Regions from separate parts of the Mus musculus genome. Here region 2 is linked to region 1. A link is a contact called in ENCODE Hi-C or POLR2A ChIA-PET data. All regions are on one chromosome and are shown on one strand. The core of a region is the stretch at or near the end of the contact, and the rest is flanking DNA. Distances in the headings are between cores, read along the strand shown. Region 1 overlaps Syne3 (spectrin repeat containing, nuclear envelope family member 3). Region 2 overlaps Gm46375 (a long non-coding RNA gene).

The links. A loop is a pair of places that touch in the nucleus more often than their neighbours do. ChIA-PET counts read pairs that join two places held with the same protein, here RNA polymerase II (POLR2A).
Region 2: a map of T-helper 2 cell shows a loop between it and region 1 (2.2-fold over the local background). The contact joins two enhancer-like sites. A Hi-C loop is called at or near these places in 2 of 37 maps with a recorded cell type or tissue (T-helper 2 cell and left cerebral cortex). POLR2A ChIA-PET finds 5 or more read pairs at or near these places in 1 of 5 experiments (Patski).

Annotation. Positions count from the first base shown.
Region 1 is chr12:104,977,176-104,981,647 of GRCm38, reverse strand. All of the region lies in intron 2 of Syne3 (spectrin repeat containing, nuclear envelope family member 3), which reads left to right. Among named protein-coding and RNA genes, the nearest start is that of Syne3, 19 kb to the left of the region's middle. Within about 2 kb of position 2,088, at least 1 of the 3 ENCODE cell types and tissues checked has a DNase peak (open chromatin) inside an H3K27ac peak, as active enhancers do.
Region 2 is chr12:105,017,155-105,021,658 of GRCm38, reverse strand. All of the region lies in intron 1 of Gm46375 (a long non-coding RNA gene), which reads left to right. Among named protein-coding and RNA genes, the nearest start is that of Gm46375, 7.3 kb to the left of the region's middle. Within about 2 kb of position 1,612, at least 2 of the 3 ENCODE cell types and tissues checked have a DNase peak (open chromatin) inside an H3K27ac peak, as active enhancers do.

The sequences.
Region 1 (4,472 bases), core at 839-3,338:
CATTAAAGGAAGCCAGGACAGGAACTCACACAGGGCAGGGTCCTGAAGACAGGAGCTGATGCAGAGGTCATGGAGGGGTGCTAACTTGCTTTCCATGGCTTGCTCAGCCTACTTTCTTAAAGAACCCAGGGCCACCAGTTTAAGGATGGCACCACCTACAATGGGTTTCCCCCTCCTCCATTAATCACTAAGAAAATGCTCTATATCTGGATCTTACAGAGGGTTCCCCCCACCCCCCGCAATTGAGTTTTCCTTCTTTCAGAAAACTCTAGCTGTGTCAAGTTGGCATAAAACTACTCAGCACAGGGATGGGGGAGCCAGCCTCTGAGGGCTGCACTGCCCAGACTCCTGTGTGCTGGCTTCTGCCAGGGCTAAGCCAGGAGAAGGCTGGGGTTTGCTCCAGTAGCCTGTCCTGCTGAGTGGCCTCCTGTAGTTACGGTGTCTCCTTTGGGCTCCAGTGCCTGCCACCTCCACCCCATGTCTGATGGTATCACCATCTCTTTTTCTCTGGGTCCCTTTTGTCCTATGGTGGCTCCTTGGTCCATTACATCCATATAGAAATTTTAAATTACCTCTCTGTAAACTGTTCGAAGGACACCTAAATCACAAATATGGATTGAAAAAGCAGTCAAAAACTAGAAGAAAAGGATGCTTATTAATTTTGAAAGCTAGAGCACATGTAAAAAATTTACTTAAGATTTTTTAGAATCTACTAGATTCTTCCAGAACATTAAAAAAAATATTTTGTTTTTGTTATGTGTGTTTGTGGTATGTACACGTGAGTACAGTGTATGTGGAGGCTGAAAGGGTAGGATTCCTGGAACTGGAGTTACAGGTGGTTGTGAACTACCCAGTGTGGGTGCTGAGAACTGAACTCAGGTCCTCTGCAAGAGCAGTATGTGCCTTTAACCTCTGAGCCATCTCTCCAAACCCGGAAAGAATCCTTTTAAAACTTTATTTAATTTTATGTTTTTAAAATTGACACTGAAGCCGGATGTGGTGGTGCATGCCTTTAATCTCAGCACTCTGGAGGCAAGGGAGGCAGATTTCTGAGTTTGAGGCCAGCCTGGTCTACAAAATGAGTTCCAGGATATCCAGGGCTATACAGAGAAACCCTGTCTTGAAAAACCAAAAATAAATAATAAATAAATAAAATAAATAAAATAAAATACTATTTCTACTTGGGATTTGAAGATATATATATGTGTGGGTACATGTATATGTGTATATGCACATATTATATATACTTATATATTGTATATAGTGAATGCATAATATATATGTGACTTATTAGAGTGACTTACAGGCTGTGGTCCAACAATGTCTGGATACCCACAGAAAGTCCAAAATCCAGTAGCTGCTCAGTCCATGAGGCTGGATGGCTCAGCTGCTCCTCAGTAGACGCTGGAATCCCAAAGAAGTAGACTCCAAAGCTCGTTCAGGAATGGATTTACCAGTGAGAGTGAAAGCAAGCAACCATAGAGAGGAGAGCTTCCTCCTTCCAGGTCCTTTGTGTAGGTGACCAGCAGAAGGTACGGCCCAGATTAAACATGGATCTAAAAGTGGGTCTTCCCAACTTCAACAAATTTAATTAAGAAAAGCGTCCTCATGGGCGTGTCCAGCCATTTGGCTTTTAGTTATTTCCAAATGTATCAAATTGACAAGCAAGGGCAGTGTGTGATTACCTGCATGTATATGTGTGCACTGTGTTTGTGTCTGGTGCCCACAGAGACTGGAAGACATTGGATCCAATGGAACTAGCTACAGATAGTTGTGAACTGTGAACCACCAAGTTGCTAGCTGCCAGTTGGTGCTGGGAACCGTACCTGGGTCCCCTAAAAGAGCAGTAAGTGCTCTTAACCCCTCAGCCAATCTCTCCAGCCTATTGTTTGACTTTTCAGCTGTCAGCTCCTTACACTCTCTTGCTTTCTCCATCGGCTAGACTTCAGGTTGTCACGTGAGGTCTGTGTAGTGTTGGGGACCCCTGGATAGAACTCAGGGACCCACAAGCTTAGATGGGAAAGTGACTCCACTCTCCCCTCCACTTGACCCCTGACGGTTTTCTGGCTCATACAGCAGGCAGCAGCAAAGCCCCTCTGCTATTAGCAGGGCCTGGCATTCTGACATGGGTATTTTTAGTTTACGGTGCAGCTGTCGCACAGTCTCCAAGTGTTGGTTATGTTCAATATTATTTCAGAGTTACTGGAGTTAGAAGATCTGTGGTTCAGATCATGTGATTTACTGTGTTAATAAAGTAGTGTGTGTGTGGGTATGTGTGTTTGCGTGTGCGTGTGCGTGCGCGAGCGCGAGTGCGTGCTAGAACGTGTGTGTCCCAAACTGGATTGTCAGTATTTGCTAGCTGGGTCATCTTATGCCTGGTTTTCTTAACCTCTTTGCACTTGAGAAGGACCTTAGCCTTCCGCAGCCACACATGCCCTATGGGCAGCTGTCCATCCTGAGGGCTGCGGGGCTGTGTCTGCTTATTTACTGCTGGGGCTGCAGCGTCAGGTGGGCAGGGCGCTGCGTTAATGAAATTCCTTGGTGTGGCGGCTTTGCCCAAGAGGTTCAGATCCCCTGAACTCTGCCTGCAGCCTCACCAGCCAGTGTGAGTGCCATCTGATGCTGGGCTTAGCCCTGCCTGCTGTGAGGTACACTATTGGGTCACGAAGCCTTCTGCTTGCAAGCACTGCTCTGCTAATCACGGGGCACTCCTGTCTTCTGAGGCCGTGGGGATGATTTTTCTGTCCCCGAGTTCTTGGCTTTGCTAAATAGGAAAGCAGACTTCTCGGAAGCTCTACAAGACTTGCAACTGGGCAGCAGTTTGGAGCCACAAAGAACCCGAGCAGAGGCTAAGCACACGTGAAGGCATATTTCAAAAGAAGTGTTGAGAGGCAGGGAGTGGCTGCGGGTGTGTATTAAGTTTCTAGAAAAAAATGTCAAAATAGCTCTACAAGAAAAACAACAAAGTGGGGATGGAGCAACACCGTGGGGCGGAGCAACACTGTGGGGGCGGAGCTCTGGATCAGCAGCAGCTACTCCCACTGTGCAGCCTGCTCTCCGCCACCCACCCATGCCCCTGCCCTTTGGCCCTGCGCTGCTGGCATGGCCTTTTGTCTGCATCTCTTTGTCTGCCACAGATTCCTCCGCCCAGTGCCATGGGGATTGGGGGCCAGCCAGATTCCTGGCCAAGGCTTTTGGAGAGACTTAGTCATGTTCAGAAAGGATTTTGCTTATTTTTTTCCAATTGTAAAAGGATGGTTGCTCTTTCCTGAAAAAAAAAAAATCTCACAAAATGTGAGGTTAAAAATAAGACAGTGCAGGCTGGAGAGATGGCTTAGTGGTTAAGAGCACTGGCTGTTCTTCCAGAGGTCCTGAGTTCAATTCCCAGCAACCACATGGTGGCTCACAACCATCTGCAATAGGATCCAATGCCCTCTTCTGGGGTGTCTGAAGACAACAACAGTGTACTCACATACATAAAATAAATAAATCTTTTTTTTAAATGTACAAAATTCTCAAAGGACTAATAAAAATATTTTTTAAAAATGTTCAAAAAATAATAAGACAGTGCTAGAGAGATGATAACTCAGCAGTTATGAGCACTGCTCTTCCAAAGGGAGGCCTATAAGCACCTGTAACTACAGCTCCATAGCATCTGACCCCTCTGACCTCTGTGGGCACCCACATTCACATGTACACACACATACATACATGCACACACATAATTAAAAATTAATAACTATTTAAAAAAATAGAAATAAGAGAGGAAAAAGACCCTCTGTGGTGATCTTAACTGCCTGTGGATGAATGCTCTTAGCCAGGTGGCTTCTGAAGTCACAGTGACTCTTCCCATGGGAGAAGCCTCAGGTCATATGTATGGACAAGGCCTTGGGAGGGCCTGGGCCACTTCTACACACCCTCCATTCTTAGTCACATGGGCTCAGAAATGGGGAGACCCCAGCCTCTTTATATTATAGGGTTGTTGGTTTCTTTTTTTTCCTTTTTAGAGGTGATTTTTAAAAAAGATTTATTTCTGCTTTGTGTACGTCTGTATACTATGTATGCATGCAGTGCCTGTGAAGGCCAGAAGAGGGCTTCAGACACTCCTAGAACTGGAATAACAGGTGGTTGTAAGCCACAGTGTGGGTGCTGGGAACTGAACCCAGGTCCTCTGCAAGAGCAGCTAGTGGCTGTTGGTGCTCTGGGTGGTCTGGTCTTTCCTCTCTCCTCTCCTCTCTTCTCCTTCTTTCCTTCTTTCCTTCTCTGCCTCTTCTTCCCCAACCCCCCCTTTTTGAGACAGGGTTTCTCTGGAACTGACTTTATAAACCAGGCTGGTCTTGAACTCAGAAACCAGCCTGCCTCTGCCTCCCGAGTGTTAGGATTAGATGTAGGTTCGTAGCTACTAAATACATAATTTTGCCTCGCTTCTTGGTATTACGTCCTCAGCATTTACATTCATGCGCTCCTGCTGA
Region 2 (4,504 bases), core at 363-2,862, 40 kb before region 1:
GACCTTCAGTGTCTGTGGCCACTGGGGTGGGCGTACCTTCTGTTAGCCTTTCCATTGACTTGTTTTCTGCCTACTGATTTTGACTGTTCACCAGGAAGTGTGTGGCACTTGCTGTGTGTGTGTGTGTGTGTGTGTGTGTGTGTGTGTGTGTGTGTGTACCCACTCCACCGTAGAGGAGATTTAGAATCAAAGGTTGTATTAGTCAGGGTTCTCTAGAGTCACAGAACTGACGGGTCGTCTCTATATAGTAAGGGAATTTGTTGATGACTTACAGTCTGTAGTCCAACTCCCAACAGTGGTCAGCAGCAGCTGTGACAGGATCTAGCAGTTGCTCAGTCCCACAAGGCAAGCAGGAGAAGAAGAGAGAGAGTAAATCTTCCTTCTTACAATGCCCTTATGTAGGTCTCCAGCTGAAGGTGTGGCCCAGATTAAAGGTGTGTGGCACCATACCTTTAATCCCAGATGACCTTGAACTTGGAAATCTCTCTGTCTTAATCTTCTAGGATTCATAGCCACTATGCCTCAAGGTCTCCATGCCAAGATCCAGGTCAGAAACTTGTATCTCCCAGCCTCCAGATTAGGGTCACTGGTGAGCCTTCCAATTCTGGATTGTAGCTCATTCCAGTTATAGTCAAGTTGACAGCCAGGAATAGCCACTACAAAGGTCTTTAAAGTCAGGGGAAGTTGCAGTTTTAAGGGCTGGCAGCAACCACTTGGAAAGCACACTTTCTGTCTGGTCAGGGGCCAGTGATCAGCAGCAGGACCCTAAGGCATCCTGAAGCTAGGCTTTTACAGTGAAACATGGTCTTCACTATTCAGGAAGGCTCCCGTCCAACCAAGAATTATGATGGAGATGAGGTTGGAGAGGTGGCTCAGGGGATACACTGCGAGCCACACCAACAGGAGGACCTGAGCTCAGTACTCAGCATACACATAACATGCTTAGCATAGTAGCATGAGTGCTAGGAAGTCGGGGACAGAGGCTCCCCAGAGCTTGCTGGCCAGGGGACTAGCCAATCGATGCCCTCCACATTCAGTGAGAGACCCTGCCTCAAAAACCAAAATGGAGGGCTGGCGAGATGGCTCAGCGAGTAAGAACACTGACTGCTCTTCTGAAGGTTCTGAGTTCAAATCCCAGCAACCACATGGTGGTTCATAACCACCCGTAATGAGAGTTAATACCCTCTTCTGGTGTGTCTGAAGACTGCTACAGTGTACTTACATATTATAATAATAAATAAATCTTTGGGCCGGAGGGAGCAGAGGTCCTGAGTTTAATTCCCAGCAACCACATGATGGCTCACAACCATCTGTACAACTACAATGTACTCATATACATAAAATAAATAAATATTTTTTAAAAAAAGACTGCTGCAGGCAGTCACAGCTGCTCTGACGAAGGTGGTAAAGGCTGTTGTGCTGTGAGGACAACACCCTACAGGTCACTCTCAGCCTTCACGTGGACCTATCTGACATTTTTAAGCCCTGCCACCCAGCTCAAGAGCGCCTGCCTGTCTGTCTGTGGTTGCACAAAGTACCACAAAGCCTTCCTGGGTTCTTCCAGCCTAACTAGGATGCCAAGGCCACGCCTCTGGGAGTCAGCCAGGGCGGGGCTCCTGGACCTCCCTCAGCTTTCTGGGCACCCTGCCTATCACAGCTTCTAATATTATCACAGGTTCAGAAAATAAAGAGAAACGCTCTAGTGGCTTTGAAAACTGTTGTCCCCGGAGAGCAAACACCCAAACCGCTCCTTTTCCCACCTAGTAGAGACCTTCCTCAGAAGACGCATTCTCTTCCAGAGTTGCTTTCTGTTTCAAGGAGTGGGGATTCAGTTCATCACAGGAGGAAACATTCGGGCAGATCTTCAAATTCATGGCACACGTTCTGCACGCTCCTCCCAGGAAGACAGCAAGAACTGGTGGTCCCTTTGCTGGGTGTCGGAGCCTGTGGAGATAAGGCATCTGGCCCTGCCCAGCCAGCTAGAGATGTGTGAGGCCCAGAGAAGAGCCCAGTCAGGAGGCTTTGATCCTGGAGGCTTTTGTGCTCTGCCAATCCCCCCTGGGCTGGAAACATTGATCTTATGAAGTCTGCATGTGGATTTCAAAAGGAAAGGGAACAAGCAGGCCAGGTCTGCAATACGCGGCTGTTTAAATATGAATGATGAAGCGGGGAGGGTGGACGACCTTCAGCGTAGTGAACACACAGTTCATGTTTGGTCACCAAGGAGAGAGCTGAGCAGAGACGAGACTTTCCTGGTACACAGCAGTTCCGAGAAAACAAAACCACATTCATTATGTGTAGTGGGCTCGTTGGCCTGGCAAGCTCGGTGCCATCAGCCCGAAGCTCTGTTTTCTTTTCTTTTCTTTTCTTTTCTTTTTTTTAAATTTTAATTAGGTATTTTCTTCATTTACATTTCCAATGCTACCCCAAAAGTCCCCCATACCCTTCCCCCCATCCCTACCCCCCACCCCACTTCTTGGCCCTGGTGTTCCCCTATACTTAGGCATATAAAGTTTGCACGACCAATAGGCCTCTCTTTCCACTGATAGCCAACTAGGCCATCTTCTTATACACATGCAGCTAGAGACACGAGCTCCGAGGGGTACTGGTTAGTTCATATTGTTGTTCCACCTATAGGGTTGCAGACCCCTTTAGCTCCTTGGGTTCTTTCTCTAGCTCCTCCATTTTGCACAGGCAGATAATAAACAGGACCGGACGACTTCAGCTCATGCACGCACAGTTGAAGGAGTGAGCCTGGCGCGCGTGCTCTCGGGCTCCAGGTCCATCAAGTGACTTCTCTGTGTTACCAGAGCCCGTGCCATTTCTCCCCAGCTTATTTTATCTTATCAATAGCTTCACCCAGAATAATTTTTAACAAAAGAGCAAAAAAGAGCACCGTGTGGAAATAGCACCTAAGAAACAGATCGGAATTTACTCATGACACAGAAAATGGTCCTTTGCTATGGATACCACACAGAATTTGAGTGACTAAGAGGTTGGTAGGACGGTTCAGCTCATAAAGATGCTCACTACACAGAGCCTAATGTCCGGAGTTCAGAACCACATAAAGGCAGAGGGAGGTTACAGCTGACTCCAGAAAGTTCCTCTGATCGCTCCTGCACAGCCCCTGCCCTATACACACACCATGGATGGACAAAGACAATTAAAAAAATAGAGCTGAAGCCGGGCAGTGGTGGCGCACGCCTTTAATCCCAGCACTTGGGAGGCAGAGGCAGGTGGATTTCTGAGTTCGAGGCCAGCCTGGTCTACAGAGTGAGTTCCAGGACAGCCAGGGTTACACAGAGAAACCCTGTCTCGAAAAACCAGAAGAAAAAAAAAATAGAGCTGGAGAGAGGCTCTAAAACACATGATGCTCTTGCAGAAGATGAGGGTTTAGGTCCCGGTTACAGTTTCAAAGGATCTAACATCCTCTTCCAGCCTCTGTGGGCACCAGGCTCACAAATGGTGTAGACATGTGTGTAAGCGAAACACTCACACACATAAAATAGGGGGGAAAAAAAAGAAGTTATTTTCTTAAAAAAAAAAAATTAGAGTGATTAAATGGGAGGCAGAGACAGGCAGATCTCTGAGTTCCAGGCCAGTCTGGTCTACAGAGTGAGTTCCAGGACTAGAGCTACACAGAGAAACATTGTCTAGAAAAAGGAAACAAGACAAAACAACAATCAAACAAGAATCTGGACTGTGGGGACTGAGGAGATGGCTTGTAGGTGAAGTGCTTGCTGCACAGTGTAAGAGCCCAAGTTCAGATCCTCAGCAACTATGTGAAAAATGCCAGCCACCCTGTGCACCCAAAACCCCATGCCAGGAAGCTGAGACAGCCAGATCTCAGGGCTTGCTAGCCAGTTACTCTGGCAGAAATAGGTTTAGGGTAGAGAAATCTTCCCTGTTGCAGTAAATAAGGTGAAGAAATGATTGAGGAAGGTATCCCAACATTGACCTCTGGCTTACATGCATATACAAACATAGACACATACATACATACACATATATATACATACAATGCATACACACATATGCATGCATACACATGTATACACACATACATGCATGCATACACACGCACATACATACACACATACATATACACACATTTACACACATACATACACACACATACCTACATACACCTGCACACATAAACACATACATACCTATACACACATGCATACACACATACATACACACACATACATGCTTACACACTTACATACACACACGCACACAAGTACATACACACACACACACACAGTAAGGTGAGAGAACGAGGGGAGGGCCATTGTATATCTGGTCAGGCACATGATAGTTGGGTGATGGTGGGCAAGGGGTTATTTTCTCTTTTCCCCTGATTGTGAGTTGACAATCAAGGCTCCCAAGAAGAGCAGTGGCACAGGCAAAGGATCAGAGTACTGCCCGCCTCCTGGTAAGCCCTTAGTAAGCACAAAGTATCTTTAGTATTCCCCATCATCCAAGCTTAACCCACAAC